Linked DNA regions of Homo sapiens: regions 1 and 3 are each linked to region 2. The links are chromatin contacts, found by Hi-C or POLR2A ChIA-PET in ENCODE. All regions are on one chromosome and are shown on one strand. The core of a region is the stretch at or near the end of the contact, and the rest is flanking DNA. Distances in the headings are between cores, read along the strand shown. Region 1 overlaps NLRC5 (NLR family CARD domain containing 5). Region 2 holds the start of COQ9 (coenzyme Q9). Region 3 overlaps CPNE2 (copine 2).

The links. A loop is a pair of places that touch in the nucleus more often than their neighbours do. ChIA-PET counts read pairs that join two places held with the same protein, here RNA polymerase II (POLR2A). Pooled maps may share reads with other maps.
Region 1: a pooled map shows a loop between it and region 2 (4-fold over the local background). The contact joins the enhancer-like site here to the promoter of COQ9 in region 2. A Hi-C loop is called at or near these places in 4 of 50 pooled maps. POLR2A ChIA-PET finds 5 or more read pairs at or near these places in 2 of 52 experiments (GM12878 and T-cell).
Region 3: a loop to region 2 is called in a pooled map, with 2.2 times the contacts of the local background. The contact joins the enhancer-like site here to the promoter of COQ9 in region 2. A Hi-C loop is called at or near these places in 1 of 50 pooled maps. POLR2A ChIA-PET finds 5 or more read pairs at or near these places in 2 of 52 experiments (AG04450 and K562).

Annotation. Positions count from the first base shown.
Region 1 is chr16:57,040,179-57,042,878 of GRCh38, forward strand. It overlaps NLRC5 (NLR family CARD domain containing 5), which reads left to right. Exons shown (of 49, transcript NM_001384950.1): 17 at 472-540; 18 at 1,307-1,396; 19 at 1,804-1,887. Among named protein-coding and RNA genes, the nearest start is that of CPNE2, 51 kb to the right of the region's middle. RefSeq lists enhancers at 1,655-1,704, 1,975-2,074. Within about 2 kb of position 1,358, at least 9 of the 41 ENCODE cell types and tissues checked have a DNase peak (open chromatin) inside an H3K27ac peak, as active enhancers do; they include GM12878, where a contact is called at or near this core.
Region 2 is chr16:57,446,061-57,448,760 of GRCh38, forward strand. It overlaps COQ9 (coenzyme Q9), which reads left to right and starts at 1,419. Exons shown (of 9, transcript NM_020312.4): 1 at 1,419-1,518. The coding sequence starts at 1,446. CIAPIN1 (cytokine induced apoptosis inhibitor 1) reads right to left here and starts at 1,325. Exons shown (of 9, transcript NM_020313.4): 1 at 1,282-1,325. RefSeq lists an enhancer at 1,237-1,531.
Region 3 is chr16:57,146,047-57,148,746 of GRCh38, forward strand. CPNE2 (copine 2) reads left to right here. Exons shown (of 16, transcript NM_152727.6): 15 at 39-275; 16 at 1,505-2,323. The coding sequence ends at 1,612. Among named protein-coding and RNA genes, the nearest start is that of PSME3IP1, 39 kb to the right of the region's middle. RefSeq lists a silencer at 1,651-1,945. Within about 2 kb of position 1,390, at least 13 of the 41 ENCODE cell types and tissues checked have a DNase peak (open chromatin) inside an H3K27ac peak, as active enhancers do.

The DNA.
Region 1 (2,700 bases), core at 108-2,607, 410 kb before region 2:
TGGTCCTGGTCGGAACTTCTGTATCCCTTTCACACAAGGACCCATTAGGGTCCTGGATTGCCCCAGCCTAGCGCATGGGTAGAGACTCAGCTCTTTGCTCCCGGAGCCCACCCACAATCTCTTCTGTAGAGTCTGGACTACTGAAGGCTCGATTCCAGCTGGGGCTGACATCTCTGAAGCACAGATGAGGAGGAGGATGAGATTAATGATAATAGCAGTCAAGGTCAATTGAGTACTTGCCATGTATGCACCAAGCACCAAACTAAGGCAGTTCACATACAGTCTCCCATTGAGAGGCTGTGATTTGTCCAGGGTCACACAACCAGGAAGTGGAGAAGCCAAATTGGCACCAAGGTCTGATTGACTCTAGGTGGAGGATAGGGCTCGATGGTGGAAGGCCAGGCTGAGGATGGATTCTGGAGATGGCGGACATGGCCTTTGCTCAGCCTGGCCTTGGTGATGTCCCTCCAGGGCTGCATTTCTTGACAGCCTCATGCTCCAGATGCCCTCTGAGCTGCCTCTGAGCTCCCGAAGGATGAGGTACAGTGATGGCCTCCAGCCCTGTGTGTGATTCCAGCCCCCTCCCTTCCCCTGCTCAGAGCCTGCTCCCAAACCTGTGCCCAGGCCCCACATGCTCCCTGAAGGACACCTGACCTGCTGTGTCCAGGGGTCATGGCCTGGCTTCCCTACCTCCTACCTCCCCTGCCCAGCCCACCCCAGACAGGGCTCACAAGGCAGCCCCGTCAACCACCTTCCCAAGCCCAGGAGACCCCACTCCCCTTAGCTCCCTGACCCCCAGCAGCTGAGGGGTTGTGGAGACTCTGAAAAGAGGTGAAGGGGAGCACTGGGCTCCTTCTGTCATGATCCTGGTGCCTGGGCCTGGGGGCTCCCATCAGCACTCTTCCCCCCTTCTCTCTTGGTCTTTGTCTGTCCTAATCTCCCTCTGTCCCTCTGCCTGTTTCTCTCATTTCTTCCCTCTCTCATCGTGTATTTCTGTTTTATCAGTTTATTTAACTGTTATTTCAGTCTTATCTGTCTTCCTCTGATCTGCTCTCTCTCTCTGAGGTCTCTGTGCCTTGGTTTCCTTCCATCTGTGTCTCTGCCCACCCTCTGCCTATATGTGACATCCTGTGGGTGTCGTGTGTGTTGGTCCCTCTTTGTCCGTCTGTCTAGGTGCCAGATACATCCCAGTCCCTCCTCTCCTGCAAGCCTCATTCTCTGCCTCTGTGTCTGGGGGGTGGGAAAGCGGCTCCTTCCCGCCTCTGTTCAGTGGGGCATGCAGCACTGTGTTTTTGTCCCTGGGCAGGCTGACACATTGTGGCCTCCAAGAAAAGCACCTAGAGCAGCTCTGCAAGGCTCTGGGAGGAAGCTGCCACCTCGGTCACCTCCACCTCGAGTGAGTGGTTTGTGTGTTGGAAGGTGGGTGGGTGGGGCCAATTACAGTGAGTTAGTGTTGGTGTTTGGGTTTGGTTTTTAAGATTTAGATCAACTGTTCTTTCCCTGCTGAAGTCAGAAACCCCTTGGAGAATCTGGTGAAAGTTGTGACTCTTCCTCCCAAGATACAGATCCCCCATGTCTGACACGCTCGGAGGCTCACCCCTGGTCCCTCAGAGGTCCACGAACCTCAGAATAAGAACCTGGGGGAGACCCCAGCTGCCCGTGCCAGATCTGCTGAGATCTGGCCTGGCAGCCCAGGGCTGTGTCCAGTTTCAGGAAGTTGAGTAACTGGAATGCAGGGACCATGCTGCCAGCAACCCACTCCCCACCTGCTAATGTTCTCCCCTCCCTTCTCCCCACCCCCAGCTTCTCAGGCAATGCTCTGGGGGATGAAGGTGCAGCCCGGCTGGCTCAGCTGCTCCCAGGGCTGGGAGCTCTGCAGTCCTTGAAGTGAGTAGCCCGCTAGGCAGAGCCTCTGAGGCTGGGGCAGGGGGGGAGCATTCTCTGTCCCATCCCCCTCTTTCCTGGGGTTATTGTAAAGATTAAATCGGAAAATGCATGAAAATTGCCCCTAATACAATGTAAGTTCTCGGTGAAGGCTAGCTAATAGATGATTCTTACTCAGAGAGTCTGTGACTCAATAATCCCACTTCTGATTCAAGGTTTCACTTCTGGAACCTGTCTCCGCATCTCTGAACAGGCTTCTGAGGCCACCCTGGGGAGGGCAGGTGTGGGTGCGAAGTATGACTAACGGCTGGCAGTTGTTATTCTGGCCCTGGGGTGCCGGGAGGGGCTGGGGCTGTTAGCTGGGGTATGGTCAGGGTAGACAGGGAGGGTTTGTACCAGAGAGGACACTCAAGCAGGGTGCCCAGGGCTGCCAAGGATCCCTGAGTACCTGGCAGAGAGTGTGTAGGAGGAATCCCCAAAGTTTGCCTGCAATGGACCAGAGTTCTTGATCCCTAAATGCCCTTGGTGCTTTTGGCTCACAAAGCACCCCCTCCTCCCAGGCACTTCTGGGCCAAAGCCAGAGGAGCCCAGGGGAGAGGTCACAGGTCCTATATTCCAGGCTGTCTCTGTGAACACGCTTTGCTGTGTGATTCTGGGCAAGTTACATCCCCTCTCCGAGTCCCTGGTTCCCAGTCGGTAAATACATAAATTGCAGGCGTGGCCTCTGTTGGTGGCTACGATCTCTGAAATGAGTGCTGGGGCCTAAGGACCCCCTGCTCACACCCTGTTTTTGTGCAATGCTGGGAAGGAAGGGAG
Region 2 (2,700 bases), core at 169-2,668:
GTCTCGAACTCCTGAGCTCAAGTGATCCACACGCCGCAGCCTCCCAAAGTGCTGGGATTACAGGCATGAGCCTGGCCCAGAATTTTTTTTAAAAAGTGAGAATCAACAATGAAACAGGAACGTCTCCAGGCATTTGGCGTGTGTCAGGAATTAGGGTTTCAGAAAGGATACCCAAATGTTAGTTTCCACAGGAAAGGCTCATTCAAAGATGGATGGATAGAACTCAGAAACAAATCCTTATGGAGAGGAGTGTTTTACCTAAAACCAGAAATATGGATCTAAAATTTTAACCTTTGGGGTAAGTTTTGGCTTAGGAGGTCTTCCCCGCACCCGTGCAGGGGGGAGCCGGATATTCTGAAAAGACTAGATTTGACAAGGGGTGTGCAAAGCACAACTTTAACAGACACAATGATGGGGTCTGACTGCAAACACAAAATCGACAGAATCACATGCTCTTGTCGTCAGTTACTCTTAGCCCAAAAACCGTTTACTTCTTCCTACTAAGCCTTCTCTGATGACACCCCCGTGAAGTGCTCTGTTAGTGGCTAGACCGTGACCTCCTTGAGCCATCCAGAGCTTGGCACTCAGTAATGTCAGAATGAAGGGCACCAGCCTTTCCCGAACTTGCAGATCCTACAAATCACCCGAGGGAGTGGTTAAAATGAGATTCCTGGACCACACCCAGACCCACTCAATCAATCCTTCTGGACAAAGGCCTAGCTGTCTGTTCTAGTAACAAGCATCCTTCCGATCTGGATACTTAATTATATCAACTCAACACGCTGGGGGTTCGGACAAGTTGCAGGTTCGAAATTACAATCGTGAGCTCAGGTACCCCCCGACTCCAAGGCTTTCGTGCTTTGCTGCCAGGAACCCCCAGGGACCAAAACGTCACGGGGACTGAGGCCCAAGGTCACAACGATTGGCTACTGGTAGGACCGGGTCTCAGAACCAGGTCTCCCCGATCCCAAGCTCGGAGCCGTTTCTCCTCAGCGTGGTGTCCCCGGGGCCTCAGAGTAGGGCCGGCTGCGCAAGGGACGAGGCAGCCGGGGAACGGCAGAAATTCCCAGTCAGGACCCCAGGGAGGTTAGGGCCGGCCCTGGCCCCTCACACCGACTTCTCAGGAATAAACCAGCCGGGGCTTTCAGCGGGGCGGCCGTGGCTGCGTTCCCATCGAGGAACGGGGTGGGAAGAGAAAATGAGAGGATGTGGGAACGAGGGTGGGCCGGGAGGGGACAGTTGAGGGAGCTCTGGCGCTCAGCTGGCCCCCACCACTCTCACCTGCCGCCTGGGCTCGCTCCCGGCTTCTCTCCAGCCGTCGACTCCACGCCTTGCGCCTCTCGCGAGAGGAGGAGGCTCCACGGAGCGACGACTTCCGCCCTCCTTAGGGCCGTGGTCCCGTAGCTACCGGTCGCGTCGCCGTGGGCGACGTGCCCGCTTCCAAAATGGCGGCGGCGGCGGTATCTGGTGCGCTTGGCCGGGCGGGCTGGAGGCTCCTGCAGCTGCGATGCCTGCCCGGTGAGGGGGCTGCCAAGCCGGGGAGAGGCGGGGAGCGCGGAGGGGGCGCGAGGCCGGCTTCAGCTGGGTTCGACGGTGGGGGGAAGAGGCCGTTGGGGCGGCCCACGAGCAAGGTGAGGTGAAGGGCATCGGCGCGGGCTCGGGCGAGCCGCCTGGCTAGCTTCGGCCCTGCTCCGCTGTCTGTGAGGGGCAGATGCAGCGGGGCAGGGCCTGTCACCCCCATTTCATGGAGTTGGCAGAGCCTCAGAGAGGGCTCGGGGTACGAAAGTCACGCAGCCTGAGCCTGTTGGTTACAGAACTGGCAGTCGCAGACCCATTCTCAAGTCCATTGCCAAGTCCACTGGAAGGACAGGTGGACACGGCCACAGAGAGCCTAGTCCATTGTTTCCCGAAAGCCAGCCGTTTCCTCACCACTTCACGAATTCTGTGATACTCTCTTACCACCTTTGCCACTATGTACTCAGTATTTTTATTTTTAAATAGGAGTTCTTAAAGAGGAAACTTTATATCATTGTCATAAATGGAAAACTAATATCGCCTTCCTTAATTAGAACGTATGCATTAACACTTTAGCATACATACATAACTGATGAAACGTTCACCTGTATTTCACCTAAAATCTTCTCATGACCCTCAGTGGTACTACAGTCATACTTTGCATCTGCTCCTTCCTTTTCAAAGTTTTGCGGATATTTGTGCCGTATCTTTCAGTACATGTATTAAAATATTGATATTTTGGCACATACTATTCTGTTTCTTTTTTTTCTTTTTTTTTTTTTTCTGAGACAGGGTCTGGCTCCTCAGCCTCCCAAGGAGCTGGGACTACAAGTGCGTGCCACCCTACTTGGCTTAATTTTGTTGTTGAGACAGAGTCTCACTCTGTCACCCAGGCTGGAGTGCAGTGGTACAATCTCGGCTCACTGCAGCCTCTACCTCCTGGGTTCAAGTGATTCTCCTGCCTCAGCCTTCCTAGTAGCTGGGGTTGTGCCACCATGCCCAGCTAATTTTTTATTTTTAGTAGACGGGGTTTCACCATGTTGGCCAGGCTAGTCCAAAACTCCTGACCTCAAGTTATCTGCCTGCCTCAGCCTCCCAAAGTGTTGGGATTACAGGTATGAGCCACCGCCTAGCCCCCTTTTGTTGTATTTATACAAAATTCCAAACTAAAGATGTGTAGTAAAA
Region 3 (2,700 bases), core at 140-2,639, 300 kb before region 2:
CGACCTTGCTGAGTGCCCCGTTGGCCCCCTCCCTGCAGCAGTACTTCATCCTCCTCATCATCACGGACGGGGTCATCAGTGACATGGAGGAGACACGGCATGCCGTGGTGCAGGCTTCCAAGCTGCCCATGTCCATCATCATCGTGGGCGTGGGCAATGCGGACTTCGCTGCCATGGAGTTCCTGGATGGGGACAGCCGCATGCTGCGCTCCCACACGGGGGAGGAGGCAGCCCGCGATATTGTGCAGTTCGTTCCCTTTCGAGAGTTCCGCAACGTGAGTGTGGGCCTGGGCTGGGAGGGGGCGGTTACAGGATCCCAGCCACCATAGCTCATAATCAAGCTTGAGAGTCTTGGGGTTGTCTGGCCCAATCCTAGACTTCTCCACTCCATTGACTATGCTCTTCTGAGGGCCTGCCATGTGCCAGGCGCCGTGCCAGGCCTTGCCCCGGTGGTGGCCATTGTGATAGTGTGAGCACTTGCTTCCACAAACTGATGGAACATGGAGCCGTGGGCATCTAGCCTGAGGCTCTGGGGCAGGGCTTCCTGGAGGACCTGCCCTCTAGTGGGGTCTGATGAGAGGCTGGGGCTATCCATGTGGTGTAAAGTGCAGGAGGAGAGAGGGGTTTTCCTGATCATCACGCCCCAGCAAGCCCCCTCATTTTGTAGACGGAAAACAAGGCCTCCCAGTCATCTTAGGTTGACCTCCTCTCCCTAAAGCCCTCTGCCTGGGAGAATGGTGTCCCCAGCCTTGTTCCTGGAAGTGGCTCTGGCTTTATTTGCAGGTGATCCCAGATCTGCCCACAAGGAGGCCGGGGTTGGCCTCCTGATCACTGCCCTAGCAGCAGGGTCCATGAGGAGTCCCATAGGGGAGCAGTCTCTCCACTGTACCGCTGTACTGTAATGCCACCCCCATACTGCTGGCTGGGGGCTTAACCCAGCCTCAGCAAGAACTGCCCATGCTGGTTTGCACCCAGTGGCCCTCACCTCTCTTCCCAGCATCCTCTGGGGTTGCCTGCGATGGTTCTACTCCTTCCTCTGGAGCATTCGCTTCCTAAGGACAAACCCTGGGCATCGGTCACCCCTTCATGCACAGGTCGGTGACCGAGTACCTCCATGTGCCTGGCCTGTGGCTGGCTGTTCACTAGTGAACCATACTGTCAGGCCCATTTATTCCCGCCAAGAAGGTGCTCAGGAGATGTTTGCCGGACACATAGGTGCTTCCCGCAGACGGAGTCATCCTAACCCGTTACTCCCAAGCATCTCAAGTGCTCCAGGTAACACTTACACCTAACCTAAAGGAAGGCACTGCGATCAGGGGGAATTTCAGGCCTGGCCTGGGCTGAGATGAGGGATGCCACTTGCAGACAGCCCTGGCCCGCAGCCCTAATTTTGTCCTCAATGGACACCTGCTGTAGCAGCCCTCTGGGCATAGTGCCGCTCACAACTTCCGGTCATTAATCCTTATTCTCTCTCTTCCCCACCCCACCCTCCTCCACCCTGCAGGCAGCAAAAGAGACCTTGGCCAAAGCTGTGCTGGCGGAGCTGCCCCAACAAGTTGTGCAGTATTTCAAGCATAAAAACCTGCCCCCCACCAACTCGGAGCCCGCCTGAGCTCCAGTGCCCAGCAGCAGCATGTCAGCTGAGCCTCCTGCCCTCCCCCAGGAACATGCACGCTCACTCTGCTTCCTTGTGGGTGGCCTTTTTTTACCGATCCCCTTTTTTATTTTTTACAACCGGACCTCCACCCCCAACTTCCTCCAGCCCAGCTGGGCTTCCTTTGTTGGAGTCAACTGTTGATGCTTCCAGGCCAAACTGGCTTCCTCTCCTCCTCTCCCCACCTTTGCCATTCTTAAGTATTGAATGTACTTTGTATAATTTTAGTGGAATTGTTATTGAGAATAAAATTTTTACAATCATAACTGGCTTTTTCCAAGTAACTAGCTGCAGACTCTGATGAAAGAAACATGTCCTTGGTGCATACGTGTCGTAGCCTGCACCTAATTAATTCCTGCTGTTTTTTTAATACTGTGACTGTGTTCTATTTGTTATATGCTCAGGGTAACAAATGAGTTTCAGACGTCCCTGCGTCAGCTCCTTCCTCAGCAGGGACCTGACGGGCTCACTGATCTAAGAAAGGAAATGGAAAATGAAAATCCACCCCACAAGTCTAATAAGTTGGTGTAGTCACTTCTGCATGGGGACATGCATTCCAGATGATAACCTGTTAAATCACTGCCAGTTAACAGTGATAACCTGTTAAACTGGCACAGAACCTGGCACATTGTACAAACTCAATAAATATTCATGGATGAATAGAATGAATGTGCAGGCCCATACCAGTTTCTGACATATCCCTACCCCACAACTGGACAGCAGTCCCAGCCACCCATCTGCTCCTCCTTGGGTCTCCCGGGTGTTTGGGTTGGCCACCTAGAGGTCTGTGAAAGCCTCTCTGGCCTCAGGACCCAAAATGGGGCTGCTTCTGACCCTGCTGTTTCTTCCACATCCCCCTCTCTAGGCTCAGGCCCAGTTTTATGAAACCAGCCAGAGGACCCCTCTCTGAAAGTTCAGCCCCGCTCCCAGGTCCCTCCTTTATTCCACATAACACCTCTTTCTCCTTTATCCACCTGACTCCCGCTTGGACCTCCAGGTAAGCCCCCTGGACACGGGCTTCCGTGTAACCAGTAACAGCTAACCCT